Linked DNA regions of Homo sapiens: regions 1 and 3 are each linked to region 2. Evidence: read pairs that join two places in POLR2A ChIA-PET (ENCODE). Cell type or tissue: PC-9. All regions are shown on one strand.

The links. ChIA-PET counts read pairs that join two places held together with the same protein. Peaks named below come from ENCODE experiments on the same cell type or tissue, not always from the same donor. Only the 100,000 strongest peaks of a DNase experiment are listed, where the experiment ranks them.
Region 1: POLR2A ChIA-PET joins it to region 2 with 5 read pairs; 2 of 35 experiments call an interaction of 5 or more read pairs at or near these places.
Region 3: POLR2A ChIA-PET joins it to region 2 with 9 read pairs; 2 of 35 experiments call an interaction of 5 or more read pairs at or near these places.

What each region holds. Positions count from the first base shown.
Region 1 is chr1:36,515,826-36,518,325 of GRCh38, forward strand. No RefSeq gene overlaps it. Among named protein-coding and RNA genes, the nearest start is that of CSF3R, 34 kb to the left of the region's middle. RefSeq lists enhancers at 762-851, 892-941. In PC-9, CTCF peaks have their summits at 727 (motif pointing right) and 926; no DNase peak of the experiment used is centred here.
Region 2 is chr1:36,433,968-36,436,467 of GRCh38, forward strand. All of the region lies in intron 2 of OSCP1 (organic solute carrier partner 1), which reads right to left. LOC107984940 (a long non-coding RNA gene) reads left to right here and starts at 1,898. Exons shown (of 3, transcript XR_001737976.2): 1 at 1,898-1,986. In PC-9, no CTCF peak of the experiment used is centred here; no DNase peak of the experiment used is centred here; H3K27ac peaks cover 1,651 bases.
Region 3 is chr1:36,531,916-36,534,415 of GRCh38, forward strand. No RefSeq gene overlaps it. Among named protein-coding and RNA genes, the nearest start is that of CSF3R, 50 kb to the left of the region's middle. RefSeq lists an enhancer at 2,470-2,500. In PC-9, no CTCF peak of the experiment used is centred here; no DNase peak of the experiment used is centred here; H3K27me3 peaks cover 2,399 bases.

The sequences.
Region 1 (2,500 bases), 82 kb after region 2:
TGAGAAAGCAGATATCAGAGATGGCACCATTGGACTATGAGCCCTGGGCCCAGGACAGACCTGGGCCTCCACCTTGTCCCATCACACCCATTTCACAGACCTAGAGAGGGGATGTCATTTCAGGTCACCAGATGGTGCTGGGGCTAACCCATCCACAGACCTGGCCCTCGGAGGAAATGAGTCTCCCTGAGTTAGTGACTCGCGAAGGGGTCCCTCTTCCTTGCAACGTTCCCAGCTACACCCCGACTGCCCCAAGTCCAGGCTCTTCCTCCGGGCAGGCCTTTTCTTGTGTGCTCCCTGGCCTGCATGCCTTAGAACCCCCTGACCTCCAGGCACTGCCTTTAGCTTCTCCCAAACCAGACTGTGGCTCCCCATGTTAGAAACTGGGTGATCCCCTCTTTTCTGAGGTCCCCAGTCCACAGAAAAGTCTTTCAGACTTGAATGAAAGATGTTTCTTTTCCAGGGCTGGGCCCAGACCCTGGGGCTTGGAGGGAAACATGCAGACTTGGAGAGCTGTGACCTGCCCCATGAGCCTGGTCACCACCTTCCCCTGGGCCTGTCCAGGAGATTCTGGTGGGGTCTGAGACAGGAAGAAGGACCCAGGGTTCCAATCTAATGCCTTCCTGAAGCTCCAGTCTCCACATCCCAGCTGGCCATTGGGAGAAAGAGACAAAGGTCTCTTGTATCGTCCTCCTAATGGTCAGCAGGTGGCGCTGTGCCCCCAGCTTTGCAGGCCTCAGGTCCTGGTTCTGCAAGTTTGCTTTGCCCAGGCGGGGGTCTGGGCTGCAGTCCTGGAGGGCCCCCTGAATGCTGCCAGAGTTCCTCTGTGGCCCCCTTCCTGCCTCTGCTGGTGGTATCTGGTGGGGTGAGATGCCTCCCAGGCCTCAAGAAGTCTGAACACAGGTTCCTGGCGTGTTCCTTGCCCCAGCTCATGCTGTCCCGAGAAGCCTCTTGGCTGCCCAGGTTGTCTGTTCTCTGTAGTGGGCACTGTGTCAGGCGTGGCACACCCATCAGCTCCTATATTCACCAGCAACTGTGTGAAGTGGGTGCCCGTTGTACAGATGAGAACACCAAGGTCAGGAAAGGCCAGCAAGTCCACTCAGCTAGCATGTGGCAGGGCTGGGTGTGCCGCCCAGGCCTGTTGGACGCCCACGTGTGTTGTCAACCCCTGCACTGGATTGTAGCTGCGTTCCAGAGGAATTATAGCTCTTAGGCTAAAAGTCCCAAATCAGGAACTCTCCTAGCCTCCCTCACCCCAACACTGGGATTCTTTGTCCACCCACTCGAGGCCCTAAGCTGAGCCCCAGGGAGCAGTCTAAGCCTGTGTGATCGGGAGTGTCGCAACCTGACCACTCCATTCTGCTGTGGGTGCAGGGGACGGGGACCAGAACGAGAGAGCAACCCTGGGAACCACATGGTGGAAAGGAGTGCCCAGCTCCTCTCTCTGTCTGCTCTTTTCACACCGGGCCTCTTCCTCACCCTGCTTCTCCTTAGCTCTGCCCTCTTCCCCTTCCTCAGCTGTCTAGATGCATCTCCCTCCCTGACTCTGTCCCTAGTACCCTCTTTTACTCTGTCAGCCTGTCTTTCTCTCTTTTCATGTCTCGTCTTTCTCCAACAGAATCGGAGTTAAGTGACAAAAGAAAAATGATCCCCTCCTGCCAGGGTTATTAAAATCATGTTCTACAATTGAGCCGCCAGGAGAGCCCGACTAATGACGGATGATGAGGCCATGGCGTCCCCACAGCTGGGAGTGAGGTGATAGGCCCGGCTGTGGGATTACCACCAATTACTCTGGGCAGAGTGAGCAGCGCTTCTGTTCTCCTTCAAATCACCTCCCTCCTGCTCCTGGGAGATAAAGTCTCACCCCTGGCGGGGAGGCTGGAGCTGGGGTGAGGGGAAAGAGCTGGAGCTGCCATATAGCCCCCAAGGTAACTTGCCCAAGGTCACACAGCCAGTAAGTGGCAGAGTGGGTACTTGAACTCCAGACTCCAGTGTTTTAAAAATTCATTAGGCAGCCTCCCCTCTGTGAACGGGGCATGAGAAATTATTTTGTTTGCCAGAAAATGATAGTCCTTGGTCAACTAGACTTGGATCCTACTGGGCCACAAAAAGAGTAAACAAGGCCAGGCATGGTGGCTTACGCCTGTAATCCCAGCACTTTGGGAGGCCGAGGCGGGCAGATCACTTGAGGCCAGGAGTTTGAGATCAGCCTGGCCAACATGGTGAAACCCCATCTCTACTAAAAATACAAAAATAAGCCGGGTGTGGTGGAGAGCACCTGTAATCCCAGCTACTTGGGAGGCTGAGGCTTGAGAATGACTTGAACCCAGGAGGCAGAGGTTGCAGTGAAAACACATTGCAGCAAAGTGAATTTTAGTTAGACACTAGGAAGGACTTCCCCAAGGAGTGGGCTCTAAAATAGATGACTGAGAGTCTGTAGTTTCTTCCTTGGATGGTCTTTCACAACAAGAGGGGCCCTCTTGGCAGTCTTTCTAAGCTA
Region 2 (2,500 bases):
CGATATTTAGAAGGAAAAGCTGTCAGTAGGTGGTGACTGCCTAGATTTGGGGGATGATGATCAGGGTTGTCCAGAAGGACTGCACCTTTTCAGCCTAGTGCGGGTGGGGAGGGATGATGCTATTGATGGAGGAAAAGACGTCTGAGGGATGTGGGAGCGGAAGAGCCAGGAGAGAAGATGGACGGTTAACTTAAGGACATGTCTGGGGCAGGATTGAAACGATAAACAACTACCATCTGAGTGTCATGCCAAGCACGTGTATATATATTACCTCATTTGATCCCATTTATTCTTCACAAGAACTCTATGAGGTAGGTATTAGCCCAGTTTAATAATGAGGAAACTTGCCTAATTTCATATTGCTGGTAAGTGCAGAATGATATTTGACCTCAAGACTATCAGATTCTAAGGCACTTGCCAGGACCCTGCTACACAATCCCATTTCTCCTACCTGCAGCCAAACATTTCCACTTAGAAGGTGGCATACAACCAGAATAGCTAGCCAGATGCAGTGGCTCACGCCTGTTATCCCAGCACTTTGGGAGGCCGAGGTGGGTGGATCACCTGAGGTCAGGAGTTCGAGACCAGCCTGGCCAACATGTTGAAACCCCATCTCTACTAAAAATACAAAAATTAGCCGGGTGTGGTGGTGCGTGCCTGTAATCTCAGCTACTCAGGAGGCTGAGACAGGAGAATTGCTTGAACCTGGGAGGCAGAGGTTGCAGTGAGCCGAGTTAGTGCCACTGCACTCTAGCCTGGGTGACAGAGTGAGACTTTGTCTCAAAAAAAAAAAAAAAAAAAAAAGAAATTAAAACAAGCCCCAGAAAACAGGAATAGCCTGGTGTGTGTGCATGGGGATTGGGAAAGTACAATACTGGAGATACAGATTTGAGACTCTGCCATCATTGTCAAACATTAAGTGCTCGTATATAGGAAACCATGCTAGAAATAAAGAATAAAAACAGGTATAAGATGAAGGAATGCCAGTTCAGAGTAATTCAGTAAATTGGGTCTCACAGCTAGTAACTGGTAGAGCTAAGGCTTAAACTCAGCTTTTTTAATTCTAAGTTCTGTGTCCTTCCTCTATGGAAATTTAAACTTCCTTTTCTTTTCTTTTCTTTTTCTTTTTTTTTTTTTTTTTTTTGACATGGGGGTCTCACTCTGTTACCCAGGCTGGAGTACAGTGGCGTGAACACAGCTCACTGAAGCCTCAACCTCCCCTGCTCAAGCTATCCTCCTGTCTCAGCCTCCTGAGTAGCTGGGACTACAGTTGTGTGCCACTGTGTGACCAGCTAGTTCTTCTAATTTTTAGTAGAGATGAGGTCTCACTATGGTTTTTTTTTTAATATGTTAAAAAATATTAGAGACGGGTTTTTGCTATGTTGCCCAGGCTGGTGTTGAACTCCCAGGCTCAAGTGATTCTTCCACCTGGGCCTCTCAAAGTGCTGGGATTACAGGTGTGAGCTACTGTGCTCAGTCTCTAAACTTTTTTAAAGGCAGAGAGAGAAGAGCAAGCAGAACTGAAAATATAATTAATATTTATTGAACAGCTATATGCCAGGCCTAGGTATGTTTCTCACTTAATTATCCTAATAATTGATGAAGTAGCATTTATTATCCTCATTTTACAGATGAGAAAATGAAGGCTCAGAGAGTTAAAGTAACTTTTTTTTTTTTGTTTTGAGACAGAGTTTTGCTCTTTTTGCCCAGGCTGGAGTGCAATGGCGCGATCTTGGCTCACTGCAACCTCTGCCTCCCGGGTTCAAGCAATTCTCCTGCCTCAGCCTCCCAAGTAGCTGGGATTACAGGCACTTGCCACCATGCCCAGCTAATTTTTTGTATTTTTAGTAGAGACGGGGTTTCACCATGTTGGCCAGGATGGTCTCGATCTCTTGACCTCGTGATCCGCCTGCCTCGGCCTCCCAAAGTCCTGGGATTACAGGCATGAGCCACCGCGCCTGGCCGAGTTAAAGTAACTTTCCAAAGGTAAGTGGCAAGAGGTAAGAGGGCCCAGTTAAAGGCAGTCTGTCTCCCTGAGTCTTCTAAGTACCAGTAATAAGTGAGTGCTGACTCTGCAAGTCTAACTCCCACCATCAGTCATCATGATTTTTAAAATTTTTCTTTCTCTCTCTCTCTATTTTTTTTTTTTTTTTTGAGATGGAGTCTTGCTCTGTCCCCCAGGCTGGAGTGCAGTGGCGTGATCTCAGCTCACTGCAAGCTCCGCCTCCCAGGTTCACGCCATTCTCCTGCCTCAGCCTCCCGAGTAGCTGGGACTACAGGCGCCCACCACCACACCGGGCTAATTTTTTTTTTTTTGTATTTTTAGTAGAGACGAGATTTCACCATGTTAGCCAGGATGGTCTCGATCTCTTGACCTCATGATCCACCCGCCTCAGCCTCCCAAAGTGCTGGGATTACAGGCGTGAGCCACCGCGCCCGGCCCTCTCTATTTTTTTAGAGACAGGGTCTTGCTATGTTGCCAAGGCTGGTCTTGAACTCC
Region 3 (2,500 bases), 98 kb after region 2:
TCTGAAGGCAGGAAAAGACCCACGTCCCAGTTCTAGACAGTTGGGTAGGAGTTCCCTCTAACTTGAGGAAGAGGCAGACTTTTTGTTTTCTTCAGGCCTTCAACTGATTAGATTCGGCCCACCACACTGGGGAGGGCAATCTGCTTTACTCAGCATGATGTTGTGAAATACAGATTTGCTCTTCATCCAGCTTCCTGGCACACACGTCTAAAACCCTTGGAATCTCTTAGGTGATAGGTGCCTCCTTGAATGCTAATGAGATGTCTTGTGGCTGGGGGTTCAGACACTGATAGCCTCAGGATGGAGGCTGGTTGCCACGGAACCAACCACATGATTGGAAGGTTGGCATTTTCAGTCCCATCTCCAACCTCCTGGGAATGGGAGAGGGGCTGAAGGTTGAGTTGATCACCAGTGGCCAATGATTTACTCAATCATGCCTAAGTAATGAAGTCTCTATAAAGGCTCAAAACGACAAGGTGTGGGGAGCTTGCAGACAGCTGAACATGTGAAGGATGGTGCACCTGGGAGGGCATGGAAGCTTTGCAGCCCTTCCCACATGCCTTGTCCTATGAATCTCTTCCATCTGCCTGTTCATCTCCTGTGTAATATACTTTATAATAGATCAGTAAACATAAGTAAGGTATTTGCCTGAATTCTGTGAGTTACTCTAGCAAATTAAACCTGAGGAGGGGACTGTGGGAACCTTGATTTATGGCTTTTTGGTCAGAAGCACAGATGAAACGATCTGGGGCTTGCAATTGACATCTGGAGTTCAGGCAGTCTTGTAGGACTGAGCTTTTAACCTGTGGGATCTGACACTGTCTCCAGGTAGATGGTGTCAGAATTGAATTGAATAAGAGGACTCCACTGCAGAAATGGTTGTGTGTGGGGATTTTTGATGCCAGAGGTGCAGTGTTCTGTGTTAAGAGTATTTTGTTAACTGTGTGTGAGAGTAGAAAACACAGTTTGGTTTTTTCCTATCTCAGACACTCAGTCTACCAGCTAAAATGTTAATCTCATTAAGAAAACACCTACCTTTCCACCCCCACACACCCAGAATAATGTTTGACCAAATATCTGGGCACCCTATGGCTCAGTCAAGTTAACACATGAAATTAACCATCACAGTGGGTCACTCCAGGCTTTGAGCAATGAGAGTAAAAGTCCTTCCCAATTCAGCAGTCTCCAAAAGTTGGGCAGAGAAGAAAAGCCTGGCCCAGGAAGGATCCTAAAGCCAGTGACCACCACTGCCCACTGCATACCCCATCTCTGGCCCCCTGTGTTCAACCCCGACTTAGCCCTGGGGGCAGGTGCATTGGAAGATATAGGTGGTCAGTTCCTGCTCTCATGGTCTGGGAAGCTATGGAAGGAGAAGTCATCTGGGATCCCCCATTCTCTAAGGCTCCAGCTGTGAATCTGGGTAATATGCATGCCCCTTTATCCCAGCATTCACGTGCGTTTTTCCCTAGTCAGTTTTCTTTACCCTGGACTGGACAAGTTGAGGTTTTGAACAGCTATTCTGGGCTTAGAATGTGGCCCCATCAAGTGTCTGGGTCTCTATGGTGGGTTAAAGATGGCCATGCATTCTTTGCCACTCCTTCCATAAGAGGTGGAATGTATTTTCTTTCTCTTTGAATTTAAGCTGGCCTCTGACAGCTTTTACCAATAACAAAAGTGATGCCGTGTAATTTCTATGGCCAAATCTTATGAGATCTGCGACTTCTACTTTTGTTGCTTGTAACACTTGCTCTTAGAAGGCAGCTGCCATGTAAGAAGGCTGACTATCCTACTGCCATATTGTGAGGAAGCCTAAGCTAGCCACATGGAATGAGAGAGACCATGTGGAACAACTTTGAGGCACTAGACAAATGAATGAGATCTCCTTGACCTTCCAGCCGAATCCACTTGTCAGCTGAATGCCGCCAGTAAATATCCCAGCTGAACTCACACACAGCAGAAACACCACTCTGCTACCAGATAACTTGGTGTATTGGGACTTCTGTGAGGCCAGCACTGGCAGTCCCAACTGGGACATGGCTATCATAGCCAAATGGTGATTCTCAGACCACTGCCAACATGCACTGTTGTTGCGGGCGTATTTTTCTCTCCCCTGGGGATATAATTAGGGTAACTTTTCTGGCTATATCCAAGCTGTGGCTATATCCACGTGTGGATGACTTGGATCCACATGTGATGACCCATGCAGCCTGAGCCTAGCATAGGGTGCTTCACCAGACAAAGAGTCATCAAAAGTTTTCTTTTCTCACCACCTCCATTTTGTGATCCTATTCCCATAGGAGATCATGAGGTTTTGTGTTAAAAGCGCTCTGCAATCCATGTACCTGAAGATTGTAGCTTTGCCTGATGGCTGGGTGGCTCCAAAATAGCAAATGCAAGTCACTGGCTGAGCTGTGGTCACAGCGTCTCAGAGTCCTCGCAGTCAAGCTCTTTGATCCACTTTGGAGTTTGCTGGGGCTTTGCGGGATTAACTTCTCTCTCT